2 separate regions of the Mus musculus genome follow, and region 1 is linked to region 2. The links are chromatin loops, found by intact Hi-C in ENCODE. Cell type or tissue: heart. All regions are shown on one strand. Links, peaks and the distances in the headings refer to the core of each region. The heading gives the core; the rest is flanking DNA.

Region 1 (8,321 bases), core at 211-8,210, 49 kb before region 2:
GAGCCGCAGTCACAGGCAGCTGTGAGCCCTCTGGTGTGGGTGCTAGGAGCCAAACTCAAGTCCTAGAGAAGATCAGTATGTCTTTTAAAGAATAAGTCTTCTCTTCTGTCTGCGTTGTTTTGTTTTGTTTTGTTTTGTTTTGTTTTGTTTTGTTTTTAAAAGACAGATCCTTACTATGTAGCCCTGGCTGTCCTGGAATTTACAATTTATATCAGACTGGCCTTGAACTCAGAGGTCTACCTGCCTCTGCCTCCTGAATGGGAATGCTGGGATTACAGATGTCAACCATCATTTGAGAATCTACCATTTGAGATTATGTTTGAGAGTTTTGAAAACTGGCCATCTAGCCCAGGCTGGCCTACAGCTTAATCCTCCTGCGATGGCCACCTCAGGAGCTGTGTCTGTGGGCTGAGAGAGATGGCCACCTCAGGAGCTGTGTCTGTGGGCTGAGAGAGATGGCCACCTCAGGAGCTGTGTCTGTGGGCTGAGAGAGATGGCCACCTCAGGAGCTGTGTCTGTGGGCTGAGAGAGATGGCCACCTCAGGAGCTGTGTCTGTGGGATGGGACAGATGGCCACCTCAGGAGCTGTGTTTGTGGGCTGAGAGAGATGGCCACCTCAGGAGCTGTGTCTGTGGGCTGAGAGAGATGGCCACCTCAGGAGCTGTGTCTGTGGGATGGGACAGATGGCCACCTCAGGAGCTGTGTCTGTGGGCTGAGAGAGATGGCCACCTCAGGAGCTGTGTCTGTGGGCTGAGAGAGATGGCCACCTCAGGAGCTGTGTCTGTGGGATGGGACAGATGGCCACCTCAGGAGCTGTGTCTGTGGGCTGAGAGAGATGGCCACCTCAGGAGCTGTGTCTGTGGGCTGAGAGAGATGGCCACCTCAGGAGCTGTGTCTGTGGGATGGGACAGATGGCCACCTCAGGAGCTGTGTCTGTGGGCTGAGAGAGATGGCCACCTCAGGAGCTGTGTCTGTGGGCTGAGAGAGATGGCCACCTCAGGAGCTGTGTCTGTGGGATGGGACAGATGGCCACCTCAGGAGCTGTGTCTGTGGGCTGAGAGAGATGGCCACCTCAGGAGCTGTGTCTGTGGGCTGAGAGAGATGGCCACCTCAGGAGCTGTGTCTGTGGGATGGGACAGATGGCCACTTCAGGAGCTTCTTGGTAAAACTTACCTCCCAGAACCACATGGCAGACCTGGTCAGGCCGAGTTTCTGTTCAACAAGGACTGCTTAACCTGAGCTAGACCATGATTCTTTTCTCAGTAATTAACATTTCTAGCTTTAGTCTATTTTGAGGGGGAGGGATTATTTTCATTTGTTTTCGAGACAGGGTTTCTTTGTGTAGCCCGAACTGTGCTGGAACTCACTTTGTGGACCCGACTTGCATTGAACTCAAAGATTCGTCTGCCTCTGGGAATGAAGGCCTGAGACACAACATTCCCCCCCACCCCCCACCCCCACCCCATAGGCTTTAGTCTATAGACGTGGTGGCAGAGACCTGTAATCCCAGCACTCAGGAGATAGAGGCAGGATGATCAGGAATTTGAGATTAGTCTAGATGTAGTAAATTTGAGGCCAGCCTAAGCTATAAAAGACCTTGTCTCAATAAAAAAAATGTTAGGGGCAGTAGCTTATAGATCAGTTAGTAGAGTGATTTCGTCACCTCCATGAAGCCCTGGGCTCCATGTACAGCACTACATGGACTGTACCATAGTAGCACTTGGGAGTGGCATTCAGAGGCTCGGGTGTTATCCTTGGCTACATATTGCAATTGGAGTCCAGCCTGGGCTATATAAGACCCTTAAAAAAGAAAAAAAAGAAAACCTTAAAAGATAATTGCCGGGCTGGTGAGATGGTTCAGCGGGTAAGAGCACCTGACTGCTCTTCCGAAGGTCCGGAGTTCAAATCCCGGCAACCACATGGTGGCTCACAATCTGTAACAAGATCTGACGCCCTCTTCTGGAGTGTCTGAGGACAGCTACAGTGTACTTGCATATAATAAATAAATAAATCTTTAAAAAAAAAAAAAAAAAGACAATTGCCAGACTGGAGAAATGAGATGGCTCACCAGTTAAGAGCACTGGCTTCTTGCTCCTCCAAAGGACCTGGGTTTAATTCCCAGCACCCACATGGCAGCTCAGTTCTAGATTCGGCACCCTCACACAGACATGCATGCAGGCAAAACAGCAATGCACATAAAAAATAAAAAGGAGTCAGGCAGTAGTGGGGCACGCCTTTAATACTATGCACTTGGGAGGCAAAGGCAGGCAGGTGAAGAACAGTCTGGCCTACATAGGGAGTTCTAGGACAGCCAGAATTACATACTAAGACCCTATCTTGAAAAACGTAGAAAAATCTAAAAGAGAATTATTACAATATGTGGCTATTTGATTGTCTATATGTGCACCATGTTGGTATAGGTCAGAAGAGGGTGTTGGATCTCTGAAGCTGGAGTTACTGATGGCTAAACTGTCACATGGTTGCTGATATTGAATCCTAAATCTTCTACAAAAGCATTGATCCATCTTTCAGGTTCTATAAATAAATAAATAAATAAATAAATAAATAAATAAATAAGTAAATAAATTAAAGGAGACCATCTTGGTAGCCCATTCCTTTAATCCCAGCACGAATGGCAGAGGAGGCAGGTGGATTTTGAGTTCAAACAGATCAAATAAGTTTCAGGCCAGCCAAGGCTACACAGAGAGACCCTGCCGCAGAAACATAAAAACAAACAAAAGTCGGGCGGTGGTGGCCTTTAATCCCAGCATTTGGGAGGCAGAGGCAGGCGGATTTTTGAGTTCGAGGCCAGCCTGGTCTACAGAGTGAGTTCCAGGACAGCCGGGGATACACAGAGAAACCCTGTCTCGAAAAAACCAAAACCAGCCAACCAAACAAAAATGTTAGAAGGCACCGCGCTTTACCACTCAGAAGCCGTTCCTTTAACCCAGCAGTCGAATGAATGAACTAAGCTCCGAGTTTCACAGTAAGAGCTTGCTTATTAGCATTTCCGCGGTCCGTGAATGACTAAAATGTTCCAGTTATAGGAGTTTCCAGTCCTGCCTCCCTTCCTCCCGGAGGCGCTAAAGATCCAAGATGGGCCCGCGCCAGCCTGTCTCCAGCCTCTCCGCTGGGGTCAGTTAAACCTCCTCCTCTTTCCCGCCCGCCCGCCGGTTTTGAAAAACCAAAATTCCTGCTGTGGCGGGCAGCTCCACTGGTCGCTGCACGCTGACCAATCAGGAGCCACGCCACTGCTACGGGAGAGACAAACCTCCCCAGCAACGCGTGCTGATTGGCTGTTATTCCCAGCAGGCGGGACTAATGGAGGTCGGGCTCTGGGCAAAGTGGCTCTCGCTACTCTGTTGCGAGTTTGTAAGAAAACAAGGGCGCTCTGGGCGGGGCCTGGGGCGGGCTTGCCTCGCCCACTAGCGGCTGACTCTGGCGGCCAGTACAGTGCCGGCTCAGAGCAGACCCCGCCCGCGCAAGGAAAGGAGGGAGGGTGAGTCTGGGGAGACCCGGCCCAAGGGGCGGGCGCCGAAGGGCTGGGCGGGGTTCCCCGCTGCCTCTCTCGGTGACAGGGGGAGGAGCTAGCTGCGAGCGCTGGGGTCGTACGGGCGGAGGGCGCAGGCTCTGAGGCCGGCAAATGATCATAGAGTTGGCCCTGGTGGCACCGCAGTCCCTAGAGTTCTGATCCAGCTCTTGCTGGTTCCCCAGCCCTGACCTTAACTGGGCTTGGGGCTGGGTGGGTTTCACAGTCCACCGGTATCCACTATGCTTCTGGAAGAAGTCTGCGTCGGCGACCGGTTGAGTGGCGCAGCGGCCCGTGGCGACGTGCAAGAGGTCCGCCGCCTTCTTCACCGGGAGCTGGTGCATCCTGACGCCCTGAACCGCTTTGGCAAGACGGCCTTGCAGGTGAGGCCTGGCTGGCACCCGGCCCCCACACCCCATCCCTACAAGTCTCCTGACCCGGGTTGGTGATCCCTTAAGGTTTAGTCCTTGCTTGCTCTGATGTTGGGTGGGTGGTGAGGATGCGATGGGGGAGGGGATGGCTTTTCAGCTCTTGTCTAATAGCCTGACAGATTCAGTTTCCCTGCAGACCTTTATTCTGTGGGTTCATCTTCTTTTCGTGCCAGTCCTTGAGGACAGCTCATATTTCTTGAGGCTCCTTAAAGATATTCGATCTCTGGAAGATGGCATGCATGTCTTCTCCAAGGGAGATAGCCTTTTTTTTTTTTTTTTTTGAGGTGCCCTCTTGAAGGATCTCTGGTTATTTCAGGGACATCTTCATTTCGGCAGGTGATGTAGATTTTTTCCCCTTTTGTATCTTCTGCGTGCCTAGTAACAAAAACGATTCCTTATTGCTTGAAGGTCCCGTAATTTGGGTGGCATTTATAGGAGAGTCCCACCTTTTCATGGGTACTCATACATTCTGAAGATCATGCCTATGTCTAAGGAAGTTATTTCTCGACAAAGGGGATCCAAATTGTCTAGAGCATCTCTTTCTCAAAAATTCTATGTAGTTCCCAGATTGTAGTGTTGAAGGGGCTTTACAGCCCTAATGATATGGGACTGCTCTGGCCTCAAAGAGGCTTTAGACGCCTTCCTGGTTCTCTCTCTCTCTCTCTCTCTTCAAGACAGGGTTTTTCAGTGTAGCCCTGGCTGTCCTGAAACTCACTCTGTAGACCAGGCTGGCCTTGAACACAGAAATCTGCCTGCCTCTGCCTCCCGAGTGCTGGGATTAAAGGCGTGCGCCACCACTGCCTGGCCCGGTTCCCTTTCTCATCCATTCTCTTTACTTCTCTTGCTTCTTCATTTTCTTTTTTTATTTCTGAGACAAAGTCTCACTTTGCATCTCAGACTGGCCTTGAACTTGAGACTGTCCTCCTGCCTGAGCCTCTGAGGTCCTGGGATTATGAAAGCGTCACTATGCCTGGCTTTTTAATGTTTTCATGAGAGTCACTTTTATAGTTAGGGCTTTTTGTTGTTGTGTTGTTGTTCTTAAGAGAACTTTGGGCTACACAGTAGTGACACAAATTAATCCAGCACTTAATCTTTAATCCCAGCACTTGGGAGGCAGATGCAGGTGGATCTCTGAGAATTTGAGACCAACCTGGTCTACAGAGAGAATTCCAGGACATCCAGAAAGACATCCTGTCTCCGACAAGGATGGGGGTGGGGCTTAGAAGGTGTGTGTGTGGGGGTGTCCTTATTTTCAAAGAACCTGTTCTCTGGGGTCCCAGTCTGATCCCTTGGGTCCTGACTTTCCTGGGGGCGTCCCCATTCCCTAAGGATCCCTTCTCTGTGCTCTGGATTTGTGGTAGACCTCTTTATTCTACCTGACCCTTCTCCAATGGGAACCTCCTGACTTTCTCCTCCCCACCCCCATAGGTCATGATGTTTGGAAGTCCAGCAGTTGCTTTGGAGCTCCTGAAGCAAGGTGCCAGCCCCAATGTCCAAGATGCCTCCGGTACTAGTCCTGTGCATGATGCGGCTCGCACCGGGTTCCTGGACACCCTGAAGGTTCTGGTGGAGCATGGTGCTGATGTCAATGCCCTGGACAGCACTGGGTCGCTCCCCATCCATCTGGCGATAAGAGAGGGCCATAGCTCCGTGGTCAGCTTCCTAGCTCCTGAATCTGATCTCCACCACAGGGACGCTTCCGGTCTCACTCCCCTGGAGTTGGCTCGGCAGAGAGGGGCTCAGAACCTCATGGACATTCTGCAGGGGCACATGATGATCCCAATGTGACCCAAGGCCACTGTCTCCAGCCTTACTGGGTTACTTGTCAACAAAAGAGGAAAGAAACTTTCTCTTTTCACACCTGTCCATTGAAGAAGGGAGTGGGAGGAGCAGTTTGTGGTTTATTGGTGTTGATTTCTTGAGTGTGTGTGTTTGGGGGGTGTTTCTCATTTGTTTTTCTCACCCCTTTTGGTGTGTTGGACAAAGAAGGGGCTCCTACAGGCAACAGCCATCTAAACGGTTCAGTTTCCTCTGCACTGGGGCTGCACCAGGGCAGGGGTTTAAAGCCCTAGCCTCAGAGTGAGGTCATCACTTCCCGGGCCCCTTGGAAGCTGGTGACCTTGGCAGGCTGTGCTCAGAGAGCCCTGAAGTGTGAGCCATCTACTTTGGGCATGTGAGGGGGAAGGGAAAGCATTTCAAATCAATTAAAAGGATAACATGAGTTCATTTTTCTTTCTTGGAAGGTTTCCAGTCTGTTGTACAGAGTTTGAAATATAAATATTTATTGCTTTATGGAAAGAAATTGTTTTGTGTGATTATTTTATGTTTTGGCCCATTAAACTAAGACAGCGATGATGACTTCAGATTTAGGAGTCTGGAATGGGGTGGGTATTCGGAGGGTAGGATGGGACTATGGATGGTGTAGGGTGCTGGGGTTGTCGACACGGTCATTCCCAGGGCGTCAGGGTAACTGAGTTGGGTGGGGCAGCGGTCGGGTGCTGTCGGAACGGAAGAGAGGCAGGAAACCGCGAGTGTAGAAAGGGGCCCCCAGATGTCAGCTGGGTGCCGGGAGCCGTCAGGGTGGAGAAGGGTGGGCGGTGGCTTGTGGCCTTTCCCCGCAGAGGCTTGTCCCGGTGGGTGTGGCCTGCTGAGCAAAAGGCCTACGGGATCCTGGAAGAACGGAGGGTGGAGCAAACTGCGTCTGCAGTGGACATGCTCCTTAAGAAAAGCCCTCAGGGGGCGTGCCGGAGAGAAGCCACACCCCGGAGGGGCGGTTGCACGCGTGCGCGCTAGGTCTCACAGCCGCCATGCCGGAACCGCGCGCCTCTGGGTGCCTAAAGGTGAACGCAGCGTTTGCTGCGCGCTACAGCCGTTACCGCGAGCGTGAGGAACTTCAGCGACGTGAGTGAGGGGCGCCTGCGCAGGCCAAGGTGTGGGGAACTGGGTCTGGTGATGGTAGCTATGAGGAACCCCGTGTATATTCCACAGTGAAAGATCGCTATGGAGATCCGGACGTCGGTGGCGACTCCAGTTCCGAGTCTGACTCCAGCGATGAGCATGTGGTGAGCTTCCGCAACCCGGCTTCGCGTCCTACCCATGTACATGGGGCTTTCCCTAACCGGGCTTGGTTGTCCCGGAGTCTTCAGGACCCGCCCCCATGCGTAGAGTGACAGGCAGTACCCTCCTCAACTCAGGGATCGCCAAATACATCCTCCTTTCTGGAAGAGACTCCAAGCCTCCCAACCACTGAGCTCTCAGTTGGATGCACAGAGGTGCCTTACCCTATGGGGATGTTCTTGATTTCCCTCCCCATCCCTTAAGTGACAGATAGGCCCTTCCTGGTGGTCACTGAATTTACCTACTTTGCTAACTTAGCCGCAAGACTCCTAGAGCACCCCAATTTATATATACAGCGGGAGTCTGACCCTAACCCCATGTATTGCATCTAAATCCCTTGAGTAACAAGCACCATTTCCCTTGTATCTAGGGATTTACCAAATCCTTCCTATTTCCCCAGAAGGACCGAGCACCTTATCTTAATCTCATAGGGTCCTATAAGAACATCTAGGTCCACACCCTCATCCATTGGGTGACAATATCTAGGAGATACCAAATCCTCACTACTATCCAGATGTGGCTCCAGACTTCCCATCAGAACTCCTCCACTAACCCAGTAGAGCCCTCCCTATGCCTAGAGATTGTCATATCCTGTCTACTTTATCTTCACTTTATCCTCCATCACCACAGATACCTCACCATCCTGATTAGTGGTCCCTAGGAACCACATTTCCACTCCTAAACGCAAGAGTCTGATGTGGCAGTATCTAGTACACCACGTGGGGCTCCAGTGTCCTATTGAGATTGCACTTCTCTGCCCAACGCTTCCTTTACTCTTGTCAAAGCCACAGCTGCCCAGACACAGCACTGTGTATGCTTCTCCTCCTTTCCTCCCTCCCCTCCACTCAGGCCTCAAGGTTGCTGGGCCCTGCTGAAGCCTGTTCTCATATGTCACCACCCTACCTGCATGTGTCCCAACTTCCTCCTGAAGTCAACCCTACTTCCTTTTCCTGCTCTAGGAATTTGATCCCCAGCAGGAGAGAGACTTTTACAGGACTCTGTCCTTGCTGAAGAAGAAGGACCCTCGAATTTACCAGAAAGATGCTACCTTCTATCAGAGAACAGGTGGGGCGGGGGATCTTCTCTAAGTGTCGTAGTGTGGATGGAATTGAGTTGTTGAATGAAGTGTATGCCTTCCCAGAGTGGCAGTGTATAACCCATAATCAGTACTCAGGAGGCTGATAACTCAGGGCTCAGGGCCAGGCTGAGTTACATAATGAGATCCTGTGTCAAAAAACCCAGAA
Region 2 (8,321 bases), core at 120-8,119:
AACTCAAGTCATCGGGCTTGGTGGCAGGCATTTACCTGCTGAGCCATCTTGCTGGGGTGGTTGTATTGGTTTGGGAGGCTTGCTAGCCTAGAACTCACTATGTAGCCAGTAGTAGTACTTCGAGTATATACCCGTGTGCAAATGCCCAGCACAGGGGTGGTTCCTTGGTGCTGAAGTTGCAGGCGGTTTTGAGCTGTCTGATATGGGTCCTGGGAACTAAACCTGAGTCCTCTGGAATAGTGTGGCAAGAGGGCTTAATCGCTAAGCTATCTTTCCAGACTAAGGCTGGCTCTGAACTTCTGAACCTTTGCCTCTGCTTCCCAAATGCTGGAATTACAGGCCTGAGCTACCATGAGGACAGGCTAGTCCTTCCAGATAGTCTCCGTGTGGAGTGTCTATATCCAGACATTCCTCCTCGGTTCTAAACCTTCTCAAGTCCTCAGGGGGCGTGGTGGGGAGGCGCAGGGATTGGGGACCCTCTTCCCGGGCTCTTTTTCTTCAGGATTCCTAGCTCCTGACTGTCCTTCCCTCCCGTAGACTTTTGCACAGTGCTCCAGTGGACGACCGGCAGGACACAGCAGCGACATCTCCGCGGCGGGCGGCGGGCAGCCCATGGAGCCCGGGCTGCTGCGGCCGGCGCCGGTGAGTGAGGTTATTGTCCTTCACTACAACTACACCGGCAAGCTCCGCGGGGCGCGCTACCAGCCCGGCGCCGGCCTGCGCGCAGACGCCGCAGTGTGTCTGGCTGTGTGTGCCTTCATTGTGCTGGAGAACTTGGCTGTGCTCTTGGTGCTGGTCCGCCACCCTCGCTTCCATGCGCCCATGTTTCTGCTCCTTGGCAGCCTCACTTTGTCGGACCTGCTCGCCGGGGCGGCCTACGCCACCAACATCCTACTGTCCGGGCCGCTCACGCTGCGCCTGTCGCCTGCGCTTTGGTTTGCGCGTGAGGGGGGCGTCTTCGTGGCGCTCGCCGCGTCGGTGCTGAGCCTCTTGGCCATTGCTTTAGAGCGCCACCTTACCATGGCCCGTCGTGGACCCGCACCCGCCGCCAGTCGCGCTCGCACGCTGGCGATGGCGGTGGCCGCCTGGGGCGCGTCGCTATTGCTCGGGCTGCTACCCGCGCTGGGCTGGAACTGCTTAGGACGCCTGGAAACCTGCTCCACCGTGCTGCCGCTCTACGCCAAGGCCTATGTGCTCTTCTGCGTGCTGGCCTTCCTGGGCATCCTGGCTGCCATCTGTGCGCTCTATGCAAGGATTTACTGTCAGGTGCGGGCCAACGCGCGTCGCCTGCGGGCGGGTCCTGGGTCCCGCAGGGCCACCTCGTCCTCGCGATCCCGGCACACGCCGCGGTCGCTGGCCCTGCTTCGTACCCTTAGCGTGGTGCTCCTGGCCTTCGTGGCCTGCTGGGGACCGCTGTTTCTCTTGCTATTACTGGATGTCGCGTGCCCAGCCCGCGCGTGTCCCGTGCTCCTGCAGGCCGATCCCTTCCTGGGTCTAGCCATGGCTAACTCGCTGCTGAATCCCATCATCTACACCTTCACCAACCGAGATCTGCGCCACGCGCTCCTGCGGCTGCTCTGCTGTGGCCGCGGACCCTGCAACCAAGACTCCTCCAACAGCTTGCAGCGATCCCCCAGTGCTGCCGGGCCTTCCGGTGGTGGCCTGCGACGCTGCCTGCCACCAACCTTGGATCGCAGCTCTAGCCCATCAGAACACTTGTCTCCCCAGCAGGACGGGGTGGACACCAGCTGCTCCACCGGCAGTCCTGGAGTAGCAACCGCCAACCGGAGCCTGGTGCCTACTGCTACAGACTGACGCTTCCCAACCCTTTGCAAGAACAGACTGACTCGCCAAATAAGCGCATCATCTGTAGGAAATAGCCAGCGACGGAGGGGGACATACAAGAAAGAAGGGAAAGTGATTGATCACCCCATAACAAGAACAGACAAAAATGCACTCGGGATCTGAGATGGACAATAAGGGAAAGAAGAAAGTGATGAGAAGGTATCCAGGTAGTGGAACCTAAGCTGGGAAGCCCTGAAGGAGAGCCATTCCATATGGCTGCAGCAGAAATTGAGGAGCAGGAGATGAAAGGGCAGGTTGTGGGGAAGTCTTGTTGGTTCTGAGGAAGTCCTTAGGTTTGGCTCTGAGTGAAGTGGGAGCCATAGAGAATTCTAAACAAAGGAGGGACTCTCCTGGATTCAGACCTCCACAGGTACCCTGTGACTACCAAAGTTCAAGGGGAATGGCTAAAAGATGAAGGGATAAAGGAGAGCGGGGCTCCAAGAATGCTCAGAACCAGGTGATGTCTAGATAAGAGTGTGCTAAGGGCTGGCAGGAGTAGTGGCTGGCTACAGAGGAAACAGAGCTGTGGACAAAGGTAAGCCTAGGTCTGGAAATTTGGCTCTGGAGACTGTCAGATATCAGCTGCCAAACTTCCAGAGTGTGGACAGGTTCTTCATACAAATTACAACCACAATAAAAACAATTCAAGGAGTTGTCCTTACTGGGATCTTTCAGAATCTATTCATTCATCTATTGATTTTTTTTTTTAATTTTCCCCCAGAAAGTTGTAACTATCCTCTTTAAAAGTGTTTATTTATTGGGGTTGGAGAGATGGCTCAGCAGTTAAGAACACTTGTTACCCTTGCAGGGGACCTGTGTTCCATTCCCAGCACCCAAGTGGTGATTCTGGCAACTTCAGTTCCAAGGTTATCTGATGCCCTCATCTGACCTCTGAGGGCACCAGGCATGCACATGGTACAAAGATTGAATGCAGGCAAAACTCTCATACAAACAAGCTAAATAAATCTTTTAAAATGTTTAAAATTGTTTATTTATTCATTGTTTATTTTGAGAGAGACACTCACTATGCAGCCTCAGATGGCCTGGAACTCACTAGGTAAACCAGGCTGGCCTGGAACTTCTGAGTGCTAATTTGGGCTGCGCAGGGTGGGGTGGGGGTGGGGGTGGTCCTGGATATGCCTTTACTTTACAGCAACATCATTTCAGGCCAGCCTGGGCTACATAGTGAGACTGTGTCTTTTTGTTTTTTGTTTTTGTTTTTGTTTTTCGAGACAGGGTTTCTCTGTGTAGCCCTGGCTGTCCTGGAACTCACTCTGTAGACCAGGCTGGCCTCGAACTCAGAAATCCGCCTGCCTCTGCCTCCCGAGTGCTGGGATTAAAGGCATGCGCCACCATGCCCAGCTTGAGACTGTGTCTTAAAAGCCTTTATCTACTTATGTATTTTGTGCCTGTGTATATGTACGGGTACCCATTGGGCACAGCAGGAGTGCAGGCGGAGGTCAAAGGACAGCTTTCCTCAGTCGGTTTTTTCCTTCCAGCACAGGGATCCTAAGGATCCAACTCAGGCTGTCATTCTTGCCAGCAAACACCTTTATCCCCCGAATATCCTTTGCCCTACCATCTCACCCCCACCCCTGTTTGCTTTGCTTTGCTTTCTCACTAATTATGACAAACATCTACCGATTCCCTACGGTGAGAAGCTCTTTTAGACTGTTCATCAGCCTTCCCCAACCAGATTCAGAACAGCATCACCTGACTCGCCCATCCTGCAAATAGTGCCCCCTCATGCCTGCTCCCTGCTCCTACCCGCTTCCCCCCATACCCCCCACAGACAGCATAGGTTTAAACTGTTCATTAAACTTGTATGTCAACTTCGGCCATGTTCATCTGGTTCATATTCATGCGAGGTCCTTGACACCAATGACAAGGTTGCTCTGTGCCGTGGACAGGTTCCTGGACTCAGATGGTTCTGCACGTCGAGGCTGCTCCTGTGCACTCCAGGTTCAGCATGAGCACACACCCCGCAGCCCCCACACTGAGACAACGCTTCTTGTACCCAGACTGACTTTAAATATACTACGAAGCCAAAAAAACGACTTTATACTTGTGAATTTTGTTTCCTGTGAGCAAAGGTGTGCTCTGCCACACGTGGCTTATGCTGTGTGGCGACAAAACCCAGTCCCAGCCCTCAACCTCCATTTGGTAGATGAAGAAACTAACAGATTTCCCTTGCCCCAGGGTCTTAGTACGGCTTTACCCTTGGGACCCCCATGCAGGAGGGGCTTGCCTGGTATTCGCTGCTCTTAGTCTAAGATTCCCTTGAAGTCTCTGGGTGTGGGCGCCACCTTGCAGTAGCTCTGAGAATTGCCTGGGTTCTGCTTTTAGCCGCTGGTTAAGGAACAGCGCGTCCCTTGAGGTAATTCTGGGAACTGCAAGCAGAGTGAAAGCAGGTGGTGAAGGGGATGCGCTCAGGTTGGGATTGCGGGCCAACTTGCATAAAATGAATTTTTTCCCCAGAAGTTCGCGAAAAGCTAGCAGGGGTGAGGGGTGGGGATACAGTCCGGCTGGCTCCCAGAGACCCTCCCTCAGATCTCATATCTTTCCTGGTGTGTTGGCTTGGTGGTTTAACAGTAGGGAACTTAGAGATTCTGATATTAAATTTAAAAAGTACTCAGTTCCCTATTTAAATACCAAATTTAAAAAGCACTGTTGGGATTTGTAGAGACCTTCCAGACATATTCTGTGGGAAAATGACCTGAGATGGGTTTTTTGGTTGTTGTTTTTTGCCATTTTGATTTTGGAAGAGGGTCTCACTATGTAAGGCAGGCTGTACCACTTTGTAGCCAAGGACGTCCTTCACTTTTCTGATCCTTCTCCTCCAGCTTCCTGGGTGCTGGCATTACAAGTGTGTCCCAATTTCAGCTGTCCTGCATTTTTGTTGTTGTTTTGTTTAAATTATTAAGTTAATAGAACAAAGTAAGGTTTTACCATGCAGTCCAGGCTGGCCTGGAACTTGCTATGAGCCCTGGCTTGTCTCAAATTCACAGAGATCCACCTGTCTCTGCTTCTTCTAAAATTAAGGGTATACGACACCATGCCTGGCTTTCCTTGCCTCCCTGACCCCAGACAGAGTCTCACTGTGTAGTCTGGGCTGTTCTCAAACATTCAACCCTCTGCTTCAGACTCCCGTGGTAAATTTCTTTTGAAACTATCCTTTTCTTTGATATTTATTCATTTGTTTTCTGATATAAGGTCTTGCTAGGTCGAGCAGGCTTACTGTGAACTGGAGGTAATCCTCCTGCTTCAGTGCCCTGGTGGCTGGGATTACAGATGTGTCCCCTCAATATTCTTATTTTTAGATTTATTTCCTTTTATGTACACGAGTACTTTGCTTGCCTGTATGTCTGCGCACCACCTACCTGCATGGTGCCCACAGAGGTCAGAAGACAGCATGGGGTCCCCTTGAACTGGAGCTATGGATGGCTGTGAGGCATCGTGGCAGTGGACTCCAGGTCCTCTGCAAAAGCAACACGTGTTCTAAACCACCTTTCCTGGTTTTCCGAGACAGGGTTTCTCTGTGTAGCCTGGCTGTCCTGGAACTCACTGGGTAGACCAGGCTGGCCTCTGCCTCCCAAGTGCTGGGATTAAAGGCGTGCGCCACCACGCCTGGCTTAACTTTATGTTTCAAAGTTAATTTATGTGTGTATGTGGAGGTTATCGGACAACAACCTGAAGGAGGAAGCTTTCTACTACTATGTGAGTACCAGAGGTGGAACTTAGGTGGCCAGAATTGGCCAGACGCTCCTTTACCCACTGAGCCATCTTGATAGTTCAAGAAAATAACTTTCTCTCATAAATGCCATATGCAGCAAATAAGTATCTCTTACCATTAAAAATATATAAAGATGTTACGAGAAATACAAAGAGGCAGCTCTGGGCATTCCAACACTCCAACACCCTCAGATGAATGCCATACCTCTCCTCATGAAAACATGAACACACAGAGAGGAGAGTGTGTCTCTGGAGCACTCGAGCTGCACTTTGCAGGCTCCACATAGGGGAAGAGAATCAGTTTCTGCCAGCCGTCCCCGACCTCAACACAAGCACACACACAAATTAATGTACACAAAGCCCAGAGTGATATCCCAGCCTTTAACCACAGCACACGAAGGAGGCAGAGGCAGAGGCAGGAAGGTTTCTGTGTGTTCAAGGCCAGCCAGGGCTATGTAATGAGGCCTGTCTCAAAAAGAAGTTATAAGGCTGGAGTGATGGCTCAGCAGTTAAGAGTACTTGCTGCTCCTGCAGTGGTCCAGGGTTCAATTCCCCCATTTGCATGGTAGCTAACAACCACCTGTAACTTTAGGGGACACTGCACAGCCCACGTTGCACAGACATACATATACAGGCAAAACACCCACACGCACAAAGTAAAATACAAATTGAAATAAAAACATTAAAAAGTTATTTTACAAGAAGATAAATATCGCAACCAGGTAGATGGGTCTAGTTGGACCGTGCAGGCTGTGGGAGGGTCCGCCGGTGCAGGTTCAGCTGGAGGCGTACCGGACAGCCTAACCCGGAGGCAGCCTCCTAGGGCCGCCCAGACCCACGCCCTGCTCCCTCCGCCCGGCACCTGCAGGAAGGGCTGGAACTGCCTCTGCGTACCCGCCGCCCGTTTCCGCCCTCCCGCTCCTCCCACGCGTGCCGCCCGGGACCCCGCAGCACCGCTGCCCCGATCCGAGCCCTCCACCCCCACTCCGGTCCCCCTCCTCTCTTCCCGGAAGCGCGGCGCGTGGCGGCCCGGCGGCGCGGATTGGACGCGTGGCACCTACAGAGACACCCGGGGGGGTGGGACGGAGGTGAGCGAGCGCCCGCGGAGGATGCGGTGGGGAGCCAGCTCCGGGAGCTGCCCGCGGTCGCGCGTGGGGCCGTGCACGCGGTGGGGGGAAGCGCGTGCCCTTCTCCAAGCGCGCACCCCGCCGCCGAGCCCGTGAGCCCTCGTAGGGTGGTGGCCGCGGCGAGTAGAGGTAGGGGTCGCCCGCGGCCGGCGCCCCGGGACTCTTATTGTGACAGGGTGGCGCGCTGTGCTTAGTCACCGTGACCCGCGCGGCGGAGGCGGAGGCAGAGCGCGGCCATGGCGGGGTGAGTGAGCCGCTCCAGGCCGCGGCCCGGGACCAGGCCCTGCGGGCTCTCCCGGCGTCAGGGCTGCGCCTCCGAGCGGTGGGGAGGCCGCTGGAGCAGGCGCCGGGTACCGGGCGGCCGCTGCACAGCCCCCTGCGCAATGCCAGGCCCGAGCTCCGGCAGTGTGGTCACGCGTGACAGTCGCTCACTAGCTGGGGCCCCTGGAGCATTTCATCCCCCCCCTCCCCACGGTGATCTAATAGACAAAACACGCGGAGTCGCGACTCCAGGCTGAGCCCAGAACCTGGGGAGCCAGACGCAGACCCTCTCTTGTCTCCCCACATCTTCTTTGAAAGCATAATTCCTCCCCTGGCCCCAGGTCTCCAAGGGTCTCCTGAATCCCTCCCCGTGGGTGTTCCAGATGCTGCACACTCTCTTGCCCCAGGAGCTTGGTGTTCGCTTAGTGTTTCCTATACAGACCTTGCTTTATTTTTAGGCCTTTTCTGTCTTCTCGCTGTGTCTCTGGAGCTCAGAGCAGTCCCAAATACATAAATGGCAGGCTCTGTAAATGTTGGTGTGGTGTTGAAAGGAATCTGACATGTTGGACGAAGGCAAGGGGAGGGAAGGATGGCTGGAACAGTGAAGAGGTTGGAAAGCGGGTGTGGAGTTTTACAGGCCATTGACGATTTGGGGTTTCCATTCTTGGGCTCGGTGAAAGGTGTTGGGTGATTCTGAGCAGGAAAAGGAACATGATATGCCCTGAAGGCCCGCGAGTTGAGAAGTTAGTTTGAATGGAGCCGGCTGTGTCCAGTTTACTTGGCTTGGCAAAATCTGCACTTAGATATCATTGCTTAGTCTTGCAAAAAAAGAAGCCTGGCTGGACATGGTGGCACATACTGTAATCCCAGCACTCGGGAGGAGCCAGCTTTGGTTGCATAGTGAGTTGGAAGCCAGCCTAGGCTATGTAAGACCCTGTCTCAAATAAAATAAAATAAAGTGGCAGGGTCTGGTCTAACCCAGCCTCTGTTCCCAGCGCTGTGCTCTTCCCTCCCTCCAGGCCCCTAACGGCTAGCAGAGGAACTGTGTCTTGTCATCAGGAACCCCATGCAGCCCGAACCCAAGCTTAGCGGGGCTCCCCGCAGCAGCCAGTTCCTGCCCCTGTGGTCAAAGTGCCCCGAGGGGGCCGGGGACGCAGTGATGTATGCCTCCACGGAGTGCAAGGCAGAGGTGACGCCCTCGCAGGACGGTAACCGAACCTTCAGCTACACACTAGAGGATCACACCAAGCAGGCTTTTGGCGTCATGAACGAGCTTCGCCTGAGCCAGCAACTCTGTGACGTGACCCTGCAGGTCAAATATGAGGACATCCCAGCTGCCCAATTCATGGCTCACAA

What was found. A loop is a pair of places that touch in the nucleus more often than their neighbours do. Peaks named below come from ENCODE experiments on the same cell type or tissue, not always from the same donor. Only the 100,000 strongest peaks of a DNase experiment are listed, where the experiment ranks them.
Region 1: it touches region 2 in a loop (2.7-fold over the local background); 8 of 42 quality-filtered maps call a loop at or near these places.

Annotation. Positions count from the first base shown.
Region 1 is chr9:21,286,400-21,294,720 of GRCm38, reverse strand. Kri1 (KRI1 homolog) reads left to right here and starts at 6,752. Exons shown (of 19, transcript NM_145416.3): 1 at 6,752-6,861; 2 at 6,949-7,022; 3 at 8,037-8,142. The coding sequence starts at 6,768. It overlaps Cdkn2d (cyclin dependent kinase inhibitor 2D), which reads left to right and starts at 3,512. Exons shown (of 2, transcript NM_009878.3): 1 at 3,512-3,912; 2 at 5,389-6,258. The coding sequence starts at 3,772. The coding sequence ends at 5,748. It also overlaps a transcript of Ap1m2 not described here. In heart, for the core only: CTCF peaks have their summits at 3,132, 3,404 and 6,675; DNase peaks (open chromatin) are centred at 3,320, 5,220, 5,510, 6,630 and 1 weaker place; H3K4me3 peaks cover 5,590 bases; H3K27ac peaks cover 5,124 bases.
Region 2 is chr9:21,237,420-21,245,740 of GRCm38, reverse strand. It overlaps Keap1 (kelch-like ECH-associated protein 1), which reads left to right and starts at 6,409. Exons shown (of 5, transcript NM_016679.4): 1 at 6,409-8,321. The coding sequence starts at 8,032. S1pr5 (sphingosine-1-phosphate receptor 5) reads left to right here. Exons shown (of 3, transcript NM_053190.2): 3 at 538-2,824. The coding sequence starts at 613. The coding sequence ends at 1,815. In heart, for the core only: CTCF peaks have their summits at 4,196 and 7,984; DNase peaks (open chromatin) are centred at 4,200, 6,490, 6,890, 7,680 and 2 weaker places; H3K4me3 peaks cover 4,359 bases; H3K27ac peaks cover 3,204 bases; H3K27me3 peaks cover 3,419 bases.